Regions from separate parts of the Homo sapiens genome. Here region 1 is linked to region 2. Evidence: chromatin contacts called from ENCODE Hi-C data. All regions are on one chromosome and are shown on one strand. The core of a region is the stretch at or near the end of the contact, and the rest is flanking DNA. Distances in the headings are between cores, read along the strand shown. Region 1 overlaps MB21D2 (Mab-21 domain containing 2). Region 2 holds the start of OSTN-AS1 (OSTN antisense RNA 1).

Region 1 (6,947 bases), core at 60-2,559, 1.7 Mb after region 2:
CTTAGTGCCTCATCATGAATGGTGAACCACCCAATTGCCCAAGTTCAAGAACGAAGGTAAAATAGCCAACGATACCAGCAATATTTGTTGATCTGCTTTTCAGGCAATTAAAAAAAAGACAGAAACAGATACACAAAAGGCCATCATTGAGTTTCTATGGCAGTGTAAAATACCAGACATTAAGCACAAACAATTGCAAATTCATAACCGACTGGTGCAACTAAGAAACCTGTGACGCTAGAAGGCCAGGGAAAAATTTGACCTGTTCTAGGCTGGCCCAAAAGGCCTCCCCAAGAAGTGGAGATTTGACAGAGCTGAGATCTCACGGATCAGTAAGAGTTAAGTGGGATGAGAGAGATGGGGCTTTCCATCAAAGGCCTCTGTGGGCAGGAGGATGTGCTATTTTCAAAGAACTGAAAGGCCAACGTGGTTGAAATGAGAGTAAGAGCTTCTGAGAGTTCAGTGTGTGGATGAAGAGGCAACAGGAAAAAGAGCACTGAGGCCCTCTAAACATGTTCAGAATGTTTGTGTCTTTACCTTAACATATAATGCAAGGCCAGTACCTCACATGGTGCCTATCTCATAGCAGGCATACAAGAAATACATGGTAAAACGGAAGTGGTTATAGGAGAGGAAGCTAGAGATGTGGGCTGGAGCTGGGTTTCCAAGAACCTTGTAGAACAGGCTAAGGAGTTTGAACAGCCAGGCGCGGTGGCTCATGCCTATAATCCCAGCACTTTGGGAAGCTGAGGTGGGCGGATCACTTGAGGTCAGGAGTTCGAGACCAGCCTGACTAACATGGTGAAACCCCGTCTCTACTAAAAATACAATAATTAGCCAGGCATGGTGGCGGACGCCTGTAATCCCAGCTACTTGGGAGGCTGAGGCAGGAGAATCACTTGAACCCAGGAAGTGGAGGTTGCAGGGAACCGAGATCACGCCACTGCACTCCAGCCTGGGTGACAGAGCAAGACTCTCAAAAATAAATAAATAAATAAAAGAGAATGGGATGCCCATAATGGGTTCAGGCGTACTTAAAGGATGACTCAGCATGGAGAAGGGCTTGAAAGGATGCAAGACTGGAAGCAAAATCCCAGTGAGATTATTACAACAATCCATGAGACAGATGGTAGTGGCCTGGCCTATGGTGACGGAATGGAGAGAAGAAAACATAGTCCAAAAAAGGTAGCAGAATTGACAGGCCTCATTTCCTCTTCAGCTCTGGGGTAGGGAGAAGCCCAGGATGGCTGCCAAGTTAGTGTCTTGGGCACCTCGTGTGTGGTAGTGTGGCTGACTGAGAAGAAGCAGGTTTGGGGCACAGATAAATTCACTTTAAACACTGACCTTATGTCACCTTTGAGTCATCCAAGTAGAATTGTCAAAGAGGCAGTCAAGAGGTCTGAGCTGGAACACAGGCTTGGGAGACAGAGACTGGCACTTTAAGATAGATTACAGAGGCCAGGCACAGTGGCTCACGCCTGTAATCCCAGCACTTTGGGAGGCTGAGGCGGGCGGATCACGAGGTCAGGAGATCGAGACCATCCTGGCTAACACAGTGAAACCCCGTCTCTACTAAAAATACAAAAAATTAGCCAGGCGTCGTGGCGGGCGCCTGTAGTCCCAGCTACTCAGGAGGCTGAAGCAGGAGAATGGTGTGAACCCGGGAGGCGGAGCTTGCAGTGAGCCAAGATCACTGTCACTGCACTCCAGCCTGGGTGACAGAGCAAGACTCTGTCTCAAAAAAAAAAAAAAAAAAAAAAAATCACAGAAAGTGTTGAGGGGAGAAAAGAGAAAAGCAGTCACCAAGGGTTGGACAAATCCATCCTTTACACAGGGATGGAGAAAAAGGAGAAAATCAAAAAGAATACGTTGTCATGAAAGCCAAGGGAGGAAAGCATTTAAAAGGGACAAGAATGGTCAACAGGGTCAAGTTGGAGAAGAATGCCAAGTCACAGCACCATGTTCTGGTTTGGCTGGTTTTTTCGTTTAGGGTATTGATCATAATCTGTAAAGCTTCTTTTTTTTTTCTTTGCCCATCTCCTAAGACTGTATAAGTAACATGAAGATTTGCTCCCTATTGTATTCCTATGGCCCCATAGAAGACTTGTTGCACAGGCCGGGCGCGGTGGCTCACGCCTGTAATCCCAGCACTTTAGGAGGCCGAGGCGAGCAGAGCACGAGGTCAGGAGTTCGAGACAAGCCTGGCCAACATGGTGAAACCCTGTCTCTACTAAAAATACAAAAATTAGCCAGGTATGGCGGCGCCCGCCTGTAGTCCCACCTACTCGGGAGGCTGAGGCAGGAGAATCACTTGAACCCCGGAGGCAGAGGCTATGGTGAGCTGAGATCGCGCCACTGCACTCCAGCCTGGGTGACAGAGCGAGACTCTGTCTCAAAAAAAAAAAAGACTTGTTGCACAAAGGTCTCCAAGGCCTCTGTTGAAGAAACTGATGAAGGATGGATGTATGAATGCTTCAGGAAGGAAACAGTACTGAAAAATAACTACAGATGGAGAAGGCAGAGATAATACCCAGGTGAACGGCCCGAGATGGCAGAGAGGATGGAGCCAGGGTTGGTTGGTCTTGGATGACACAGAGACATTAGGTGGATCATTTCCCATCAATCCTCTTCCCCAAGAAACAGAGATTTTTAAATTGTTTCCTATGAGGTTCTACATTGTCCAGATAGTTCACTATTCCATAGAGAAATGAATGTTTCCATTCCTGTTGAGACTTTATTGCGGCCGGGAGCGGTGGCTCATGCCTTCAATCCCAGCACTTTGGGAGGCCGAGGCGGGCAGATCACGAGGTCAGGAGATCAAGACCATCCTGGCTAACAAGGTGAAACCCCGTCTCTACTAAAAATTCAAAAAAAAAAAAAAAAAAAAAGACTTTATTGCCAGAAAGCCTTGAGTAAGTAGGTTGGGAATGGGGCTTCTCTGAGAATTTCAATTCCATTCCTCTGCATCATGAGCACCAGGATCTCAAGCAGTTATTTCACCCCAACAACAATTGTATCTCATCCAATGAATATGCTTCAATGCTTTAAAACAAGTCAAGGTACAAACATATGCCCTCGGAAAGCAGGAAAGCTGGAAGGGTTATTCATATTAACAAATCATTAGTCACTTTTTAGTCACTATAAGGGTCACTCACAGCACTAAAGAGGCCAATCCCTTAGTTCACATAAAACCCAACTCAATTTATAAATTGTGACCTCAAAGTCAACTTCCTAAAAATACATTTGGCATCTGCCTTTCCCTGAAAAATAGATCTGCTCCCCCATTATCCCCACAATGATAGACTACATTAACTATGTCCTAATTAAATGTTCTAAATCTGAAATTAAACCCATTGGGGGAGTGTGGGGGGAAAGCCTGCATCTTCGTAAGGCTGCCCTAATTTACTTAGTGTCAAGGGCCCAATTGGCCTTTATACCTCTTTAAATCAATCAATTAGCTGGGACGCACCTTCTTACTTTCAAAAGGAGGCTGTAGATAGGATGAGATTTCATCCAGGACTTTTCAATAAACAAAATCACAAGCATCAAAAGAATGTTTGTCCTGGGAGCTGCCAAGGAAGGCCAACTGATAGAGTGAAAAGGGCTCTGGACCAGGAATCAGAACCGTAAATTAGCAACCGGCTTTCAGGAGATCAAAACCATTATCTTTTCCACTCTGCCCACTACCCCCTCACTTCTGTTCTTTTGCTCAGTGTGTGGCACCACCCCACGTTTGTATACCAGCAACCACATAGAGCCCGGCGTAGTCAGTTTTGTGAAGGTGCAAAGAGGGAAGGAGCCAGACTGCCGATGTCTGAATCCAGCCTCTATCACTAGCTTGAGCAAGGTGATTTCCTGGCTTTAGGTTTCTTATCTATAAAGTGCGGACAGGTAACAGTACTCTCCTTACAGGACTGTTGTGAGGATTAAATGGATTAATAATTCTAAGTACTTGGAACATCGCCTAGCCAACAGTGAGGAAGAGTTTCTCAATTTCATCATTCTCATCACTACCATCACTGTTTGACCTTGAGCAAGTCACTGTTCACTAGGGGTTAAGTTTCTCCATCAGTAAAATGATGGGGTGGATGAGCTGATCTCAGAAAGATTCCCACTAGCTTAACTCCTCTCTAATTCTTTGAATCCTATTACAACACCCTAAATCCTCCTAAGCTCTAAGACCAGCCACAGGGAGTGAACGTTATGCTGGTTCTTTCAGATCCTGAGGAGGTGTTTCAGCCCATGCAGCGGCAACTCCTCCCAGCCACAGGCCGGTCCTATAGTCCAGAGTCCAGCCCGCCAGCCTTGATTACAGATATTAGTTGTTCAGAGATCAAAATATTCATCATGCTATTCAAAGCTGTGGAAACAGCACAGGCATAAGAAAAGGTCACACTTTTTAGAGGAAAGAAACCAGAGAGAAAGAGATGAAGAACAAATCAAAAGACCAAAGCAAACACGACAGACCAAAAATACACCTTGCCTATGAGGCTATTTATTTAGCATCCTTCCTCTAATAGCAATTAAGAGAACTTCAAACTACAAGGTGGCTTTGTAACAGGGGAAATTTTCCCTACCTTGAAGCACAGCCCTCTTGGAGTGACTTCCCCTGTCTTCAAAGTCAGCAGAATCCTCCCTGGAGCACAAATGCTATGAAGCCAACTGTCTCAGGTACAAGTATCTTTCTTAAAGCATTAATTACCCAACATTTACATAACCTCCATTCCGCCCAAAAGTAAAGGCAGCATTCAGGATGATCAAGTCCCCTTTTCTTTTTGGCCCTCAGTTTCCATGTCTATAAAACGGAGGAGGGAGGAAGTCAAGCCACCTAATTTTCGAGTTTCCTGGCAGCATTAAAATTATAAGAATCTGTCCATGATTTGTACTTTGCATGGTAAGAGGTTTTATTTTGCTTTTTTAAATGAAGGCTTGAAAAAAGTTCATAGTTATTTGCCAATTTCTGCCTAAAGCTAGACTTCTTGGGTTAAATCCTCACTTTATTAGTAGCTCTGTGACTTTGGGCAAATTACTTAACCTCTCTGTGTTTCAGATTTCTCATCAGTAAAATAAGGATAATAGTACTAATAGAGTTTGGATATTTGCTCTCCCAACAACCGGTATCTCATGTTGAAATGTAATCCCCAGAGTTAGAGGCGGGCCTGGTGGGAGGTGTCTGGATCATGGGGCAGATCCCCCATGAATGGCTTGGGCCATCCCCCTGGTGACAAGCAAGCTCTCACTCTGAGCTGTTGAGAGATCTGGTCATTTAAAAGTATGGGGGCACCTTTTCCCCCACTTTTGCTTGCTCCTGCATTCGCCATGTGAAGTGCCTGCTGCCATTTTACTTCCATCATGACTGGAAACTCTCTGAGGCTTCACCAGAGGCTGAGCAGATGCCAGCACTATGCTTCCTATACCACCTGCAGAACTGTGAGCCAATTAAACCTCGGTTTAAATTACCAGTCTCAGGGATGTCTTTACAGCAATGCAAAAACAGCCTATTACAAGTACCTTCCTCATAGTGTTGGTGTTAGGACTGATTTAGCTAACATACATAAAGTAATTAAAACCACACCTGGAACACGGTTCGCAATATTTTAGTGTGGTTATTATTATTTTCAAACGTTTTCCCATTCAAAGAGAAAATGTATTCAGAAGACAGTATGCAAGGACAAACACACAGCAGGACACCGGGTTCTAGTCACGATTCTGCCCCAAACTAGCTGTATGCTGTGGATGAACTGCCACCCTTCTCTGGGTCTCAGTTTTCAGAGCAGGCTGCAAAAGAACTTTCCTGAAAGTATTCAGATCAGAGGCGATAAGTTGATAGGCAGTGTTCTGTTTGACCTACAGTTTTAAACCCCATGGTGTTTCTTTAAAATTTGATTTATTCTCAATACTTAAAATCTGGAGATTTTTCATAAAAATCCACAACATCTAAAGTTCTATCAGCCCAGACCCTCGGCCCCGGGCCCTTGGCTGCGGTTCTTAAAGTGCGGTCCCTCAACCAGCAGCAGCTGCATCACCTGGAAACTCATCAGAAATGCAAATTCTCAGGCTCCATTCCAGAGTTACAGAGTCAGAAACTGTGGAAGTGGGGCCTGGCCATCTGTGTTTCAACAAGCAGGACACTGATACACACTGAAGTTCCAGAACCACGGCAGTGGAAGAACAACGGGCAGGTGTTGAAGGGCAGTGGCCCCATCAGAAAACAGGGATGAGAGGTGATCTCCATTTACCAATGTACCCTGCCTTCCTGGCATCCCTGACTCATACTGAGGAGTCGGCATTTACTGAGCCACCCACCACACTCATCTTCCTTACCGTCCAGTCCCTGGGAGGCCTTGGGCTCCGCAGCTCTGACCTAGGTGGACCATCTTTCTCACAACGGGGTAATGAGCCCGCAGGCACCATATGCCCGTAGGATTGTGTTGTTCCAAATCAAAACTGTGTGAAAAGCAGGCTGTGCACACCAAGGGCACAGTTGAAAGAACAAACTGTTGAGTTGCCTTTATTAATCACAACACAATCCGCGCAAGCAGCTGCTATGAAGAACAGCTGCAGCTGCTAAAAGGGTGATCTTGAAGCAGCCTAAAACAGTGCTTACAGCTGAATGCCCATCAGGCACAGGCAGACTTACAGTCTGCCTCACTCAGTGCCTTTCTCCAGGCCAGAAATCATCCCCTTTCCATTCCTTGTGACAGGGTGGGATGGGGTAGAAAAGCTGTTGTTTTGTTTTTAAATTATTGCCAGCTTGGGCAACATGGCGAGATCCTGTCTCTGCAAAATATTCAAAAATTAGCCAGGCGTGGCTGGGCATGGTGGCTCACGCCTGTAATCCCAGCAATTTAGGAGGCCGAGGTGGGCGGATCACGAGGTCAGGAGTTCGAGACCAGCCTGACCAACATGGTGAAACCCCATCTATACTAAAAATACAATAATTAGCC
Region 2 (6,189 bases), core at 3,233-5,732:
ACTTTTCAAGAAATAGTGAAAACATTTTCAAATTCAGTAATTATAACACATTTTGACACACAAAATTAGTGTCCTTTCTGACAGGTTAAGTGGGATTATTCTGCTATGAGAAAATCATGTGGGAGATGGCTTAGGGGCTTAAACATTAAGGGCACATTCTTGGCTGGGCACGGTGGCTCACACCTGTAATCCCAACACTTTGGTAGGCAGAGGCGGGCAGATCACCAGGTCAGGAGATCGAGACCATTCTGGTCAACATGATGCAACCCTGTCTCTACTAAAATACAAAAAATTAGCTGGGCATGGTGGTGGGCGCCTGTAGCCCCAGCTACTCAGGAGGCTGAGGCAGGGAAATCGCTTGAACGTGGGAGGTGGAGGTTGCAGTGAGCTGAGATCGGGCCACTGCACTCCAGTCTGGTGCCAGAGCAAGACTCCGTCTCAAAAAAAAAAAAAAAAAAAAAAAAAGACACATTCTTAAAAGGGCTAAGTAGCATGAGAACTCACTATCAGGTGATAAGAATAAGAAATGGGACAAGAAATGAAATTGGGAAGGAGAGTTGGGGTCACAAAGGAATGTTGCATTCTGCAACCATTCATATTGCTGCCCTCTGGAACGTGCAGTGCAGAACCCATATAACGTTAATCAACATCCCTGGAGCTAGATTGCAAAGGTTTCATCCAATGCTGTATAAAGCAAGAAAAGAATTTAGTAAAATAATTGATGACCCTAGGAAATTAAAAATGAACTATTTCTTTTCCTTTTTTCTCTCCTTTACCTTCACCTCCAACTATTTCGAGAAGTTTGGCAGTGTTAAGGAGCATGAGGCATTTGCACAGAAGCTCATCTACGGGCTTCGGAAGTTGAGAATCCCTCCGAATGCATACTCTTTAGTCTTCTATATTTTTATTTTTTATAGTTGATAATTTATGCATTCAAGTTAAATTCCAAGGACACTTCCTCTGAGATTTTTTGGCAGCATTTTTTTAAATACAGGAATTCCTCTTTTTGTTCTGAAAGCAAATCTGAAACTTGTTTTGTATATTCCAGAAGTAGAAAACAATGAAAGACAAATAATAGTTATTGCATAAAATATTTCTATAGACATTTCTGAGTTTTAGTTAAAAACAATTTCAGACTTATTTTGAGGTGTAATGATACTTCAAACATAATACAGTGTTAAAATTTTCTGTCATCTGTTACCAAGGCTTCAGCGTCATTAAAAAAATCACACATATATATATATATCACATATATATAAACCACAAGACTAAAATGTGACGTATTTAGTAACAAGAATGTATAGCTTGCAATTTTGCAAACTTTTCATAAAAATAAAATTTTATAAAAATTATAATAATTTTGCTTAGGAGAGCTGTACTGAGGGTTATTTACTGCTATTTTTTCAAATTCTATGAGACAAGAATTTTACTGCTTCCTTATGTGTTGTTAGATCTTTCACAAGACCAGGAATTATTTGTTAGTGTTATACGCATGAGTGTGCACAAAAACTTCATGAGTTTCTTATAAATGTCTGCGATTTTCATGTATATGCCCTCATGTTTTTCCCCTTATCAGGCACACATTCTCTATCTTCCCATACTTACTAAGAGAAGGTAATACATCTGAGATCCATTTTCCATACTCTGTGCTTAAAGATCACATACATCACTTAATTCAGGGATTCATAAACTTTGTGTCATATGTCACTATGGCAATTTGGGGAAACCTATGAACCCCTTCTCAGAGTATTGTTTTTAGAGTGATAGAATTTATGAGTTCAAAGGTTAGCCACTGTTTAGAAACAGAATTATCAAAAACAATTTTTTAATTAATTTGCAATAAAACATATACATAAAATATTTTAAATATTATATTTATTAATACCTAAAATAAGATGTAAAGATATGTCTGCAAACAATAGCTGTGGCTGGGTGCGGTGGCTCATGCCTGTAATTCCAGCACTTGGGGAGGCCGAGGCAGGCAGAGCACCTGAGGTTAGGAGTTCGTGACCAGCCTGGCCAACGTGGTGAAATCCCGTCTCTACTGAAAATACAAAAATCAGCCAGGCGTGGTGGCACTCAACTGTAATCCCAGCTACTCGGGAGGCTGAGGCATGAGAATCGCTTGAACACGTGGGAGGCGGAGGTTTCAGTGAGCCAAGATTGTGCCACAGCACTCCAGCCTGGGTGACAGAGGGAGACTCTGTCTAAAAAAAAAAAAAAAAAAAAAAAAAAAAAATTGTTGTAACTAGTGCAGAACATAACCATTTCAAAGCATCTGTGATAATTAAAATGTGCTTTGAAAGTATTTGTGATTTATATGAGTAACAATGTTCAGACACAACTATTACTATTATTTTTTTCTATATTCATAAAGTAAATGCTATATATATATATATAAAATTATGTTTATTTTTATTTTTATTTTTTGAGATGGAGTCTCACTCTGTTGCCTAGGCTGAAGGGCAGTGACTAAATCATTTTTTTTTTTTTTTGAGACGCAGTTTTGCTCTTGTTGCCCAGGCTGGAGTGCAATGGTGAGATCTCGGCTCACTGCTCCCTCCACCTCCCAGTTTCAAGTGATTCTCCTGCCTCAGCCTCCCAAGTAGCTGGGATTATAGGCATGGGATTATAGGTGCCTGCCACCACACCTGGCTAATTTTTGTATTTTTAGTAGGGACTGTGTTTCTCCATGTTGGCCAGCCTGGTCTCGAGCTCCTGGCCTCAAGTGATCTGCCCACCTCTGCCTTTCAGAGTGCTGGGATTACTGGTGTGAGCCACTGCGTTCGGTCATAAATGCTATCTTTCATTTACAGGTTAATGGAACTAAAGATGTAACCCTTTCCCATCTACACGTATAGGCCCCTGAATTATATTGCTCCATAATCCCAGATTTTAAAACTCTGAGTCACCAGGGTACAAAACATATTATTTAATTCTATATTACTATAAAATATCAGAAAAGAAAAAGGAAATTAACTCTACTTTCAAAAAGGTCCACCAGGAGATGGAAACAAAAAAATTCATGAAAGCTAGGGAAAACAAAAATGAAAAGAAACAAATATAAAAAGCTAAACAGGGAAAACCCTATATCAGGTCATATTAACTTGAAATAAAGAACCACCTGTTGTTTCCTATTTTGTATTGCTTAACACATTTTTACCTGAATAGGACACTAGCTTCATTTTCTGATTCATGTGCAAATTACTTCAATTCTCCGGGCAACACTAACTCAACTATACTTTGAAGCCCAAAATATTTTTCTCATTTCCATTCACTTGTTTAAAGTCTGAAGTTACCATTTTATTTCTGTTTTCTTTTTTTCGTTTTTTGAGACAGAGTCTTGCTCTGTCACCCAAGCTGGAGTGCAGTGGCAAAATCTCAGCTCACTGCAACCTCCACATCCCGGGTTCTAGCGATTCTCCTGCCTCAGCCTACCAAGTAGCTGGGACTCCTGATCTCAAGTGATCTGCCTGCCTCAACCTTCCAAAGTGCTAGGATTACAGGCATGAGCTACCACGCCCTGACTTTTTTCTGGAAGAATAGTATCTACTATCTGACTGACTCTTTAACATTAGAAGATATTGACGGCCAGGCACTGTGGCTCATGCCCTTAATCCCAGCACTTTGGGAGGCCGAGGCAGGCAGATCATCTGAGGTTGGGAGTTTGAGACCAGCATGACCAACATGGTGAAACACCATCTCTACTAAAAATACAAAATTTGCTGGGTGTGGCGGCGCATGCCTGTGATCCTAGCTACTTGGGGGCTGAGGCAGGAGAATCACTTGAGCCCAGGAGGCGGAGGTTGCAGTTAGCTGAGATCACACCATTACACTCCAGCATGGGTCACAAGAGCGAAACTCCATCTCAAAAAAAAAAAAATTGATGATTGGCCTAGAATTTTTCTAAATAATGGTTTCTCTCACTCCTTCACACAACACTAAAAATGTCTTGCAAATAATAACAATAATAGTGCTCTATATTTGAATTCAATTACTATTAAATATTTGTACAACTCTTATTGCTTTAATTCTCCCATTTAATATTTTAGGTCAGTAAAGCAAGAAATGCTATTGGGTTAGGGTTCCAACAAGAAATAGGTGTCACCTTTGAAATAGGAAAATTTGAGGAGGGTTTTTTCAAAGGAAGACTATTTACAAAACTCTGGGTACAGGTAGATTATAATGGATGGCACAGCAGCCCACGGTGGCCTGAAAAGACAAGAAAGGAAGAGGTTTCCAAAAGTCAGAGAGTCACAGAGTTTCAGATGCCTTGAGAAAAGTAGTGACTTGGCCGGGTGCAGTGGCTCATGCCTGTAATCTCAGCACTTTGGGAGGCCGAGGCAGGTGGATCGCCTGAGGGTAGGAGTTTGTCACCAGCCTGGCCAGCAAAGCGAAACCCCGTCTCTACTAAAAATATAAAAATTAGCTGGGTGTGGTGGCACGCGCCTGTAATCCCAGCTCCTTGGGAAGCTGAGGCAGGAGAATCGCTTGAACCCGGGAGGCAGAGGTTGCAGTGAGCCAAGATCACGCCATTGCACTCCAGCCTGGGCAACAGAACGGGACACCATCTGAAAAAAAAAAAAAAAAAAGCAAAGCACAAAAAGAAAAGAAAAGTAGTGACTTTTCTTCAGGAGCATACTCCCGGGAAGAGGTCTTGCAAGGAGTGGCCAGGAGAAAATTATCCTGACCTCTCTCCTCCTCTTCCTCTATTCTGTCTTCCCCAAATTATCTATTGCTTGATCCACACCAAAGCCAGAGGGCACAGGAACATTTATATGTTCCAAAAAGATCAGCCTCCTAGGACTGAAAGTAGGGTGAGAAAAGGCAGCATACATCTGAGAGCAGAGGGAAGATAGCCAGCAAAATTATACACATTCTGTAGATTTAGGTCAAGAAACACTTTGCTCCAGAATATTGTTATTATACCACCTAATTGAAAGAGAAAAACTCCATAAGTCATAATCAGAAAAAACAGCTTTTCCTCCCATCCCCATGCATTCCAACCCACTCAGTGGTAGTTGTTGTTCCCTACCCCTTGAGTAAACCCAAAGGCAGGTATTAATGGCTCTACTGGCCACATCAAAATAATAAGAATCCCTATGGTTACTTGTACTAGAAAAATAACCATATAACAGTAATTCAAATAACCATTCTTATATGTGACCCCAAACCATGAATACTAATAAAGCTTCTCTTTTCCCTAGCTTGGACCCCATTCATCCTGGAAGGCTTCAGTGGGAAGGAGCTTGTGGCCAGTTTATATTCACAATCTCCCCTATCACAGTAGGCTGCCTTTTGTCTCCTCCAGAACTGGGGATGGAGATGCATGCAGAGAAGTAAAACAAAGTCTTACTTGACATAATATCATGACCTGTCTTTGTGCCCTCATGGCTTTGGTGAATGCTCAAAGCTGACTCATCTTGGAATGTTTCTGGGGGTCACATAACCCCCAGTGCGAATAGTAACATAGGCGTCCTTACCTCCAATAATACTCCTCTTCTGGCAGATCTGCTATGCCCCTCATCCTCACCCTACTCTCTCATCTTCTGCATTTGACACCACCATCAGCATCCTGATGAGTTTGCTTCCCCCATCAGCCCTGACAGAAAGCCCTTGGGGCAAGGTCCCTTTTATAATTGACCCAGGCTGACTCTCTCCACATGCTCTACATCTGCCCACAGAAAACCCACATCCTTGACTCTCATTACTGAAAGTGAAGCAGTTCTTGGTGCAGTCATCTCTTCAGTCTGGTATCAAGCCAATTCTCACAGCTTCTTGCCCTTTAGATTTCATAGACACTATTTTATTAGGTTCACCATGCTTCAATGGACATATTTTAAACTCGAAGTGTTTTTCTCAAAGCCCTTTCCCCATATGAAGGAGGAAGGAAAATGCCATTGTTTTTCAATAACTTGCTCCCAAGAAATTCTCCCTTCCTGAGCTATTCAATATGAATCCTTTTATTGGATTGAAGTTGGAAAAAACTAAGTTTGTAGCAACCTCCTTTGGAAGTACTACATAAGTCTAGCACCTCACTTTGGAATGCAAAACGAAATACTTCCCACATACTTTCTCTCTTTCTGTCTCTTTTTTACTCAGCCTTTTAAAGCCACAGCCAAAAACTGAGATAGAAAGCATCCCATTTTAATATTCTGGTACATTCTTTTTTAAAAATCTCTATCACAC

The links. Hi-C counts contacts between places; a loop is a spot of excess contacts on that map. Pooled maps may share reads with other maps.
Region 1: a pooled map shows a loop between it and region 2 (5-fold over the local background). The contact joins the enhancer-like site here to the promoter of OSTN-AS1 in region 2. A Hi-C loop is called at or near these places in 2 of 37 single-sample maps with no recorded cell type and 3 of 50 pooled maps.

Annotation. Positions count from the first base shown.
Region 1 is chr3:192,898,547-192,905,493 of GRCh38, forward strand. The region is part of intron 1 of MB21D2 (Mab-21 domain containing 2); the gene reads right to left. Among named protein-coding and RNA genes, the nearest start is that of MB21D2, 16 kb to the right of the region's middle. Within about 2 kb of position 1,310, at least 5 of the 41 ENCODE cell types and tissues checked have a DNase peak (open chromatin) inside an H3K27ac peak, as active enhancers do.
Region 2 is chr3:191,230,123-191,236,311 of GRCh38, forward strand. OSTN-AS1 (OSTN antisense RNA 1) reads right to left here and starts at 4,483. Exons shown (of 6, transcript NR_133663.1): 1 at 4,450-4,483. All of the region lies in intron 3 of OSTN (osteocrin), which reads left to right.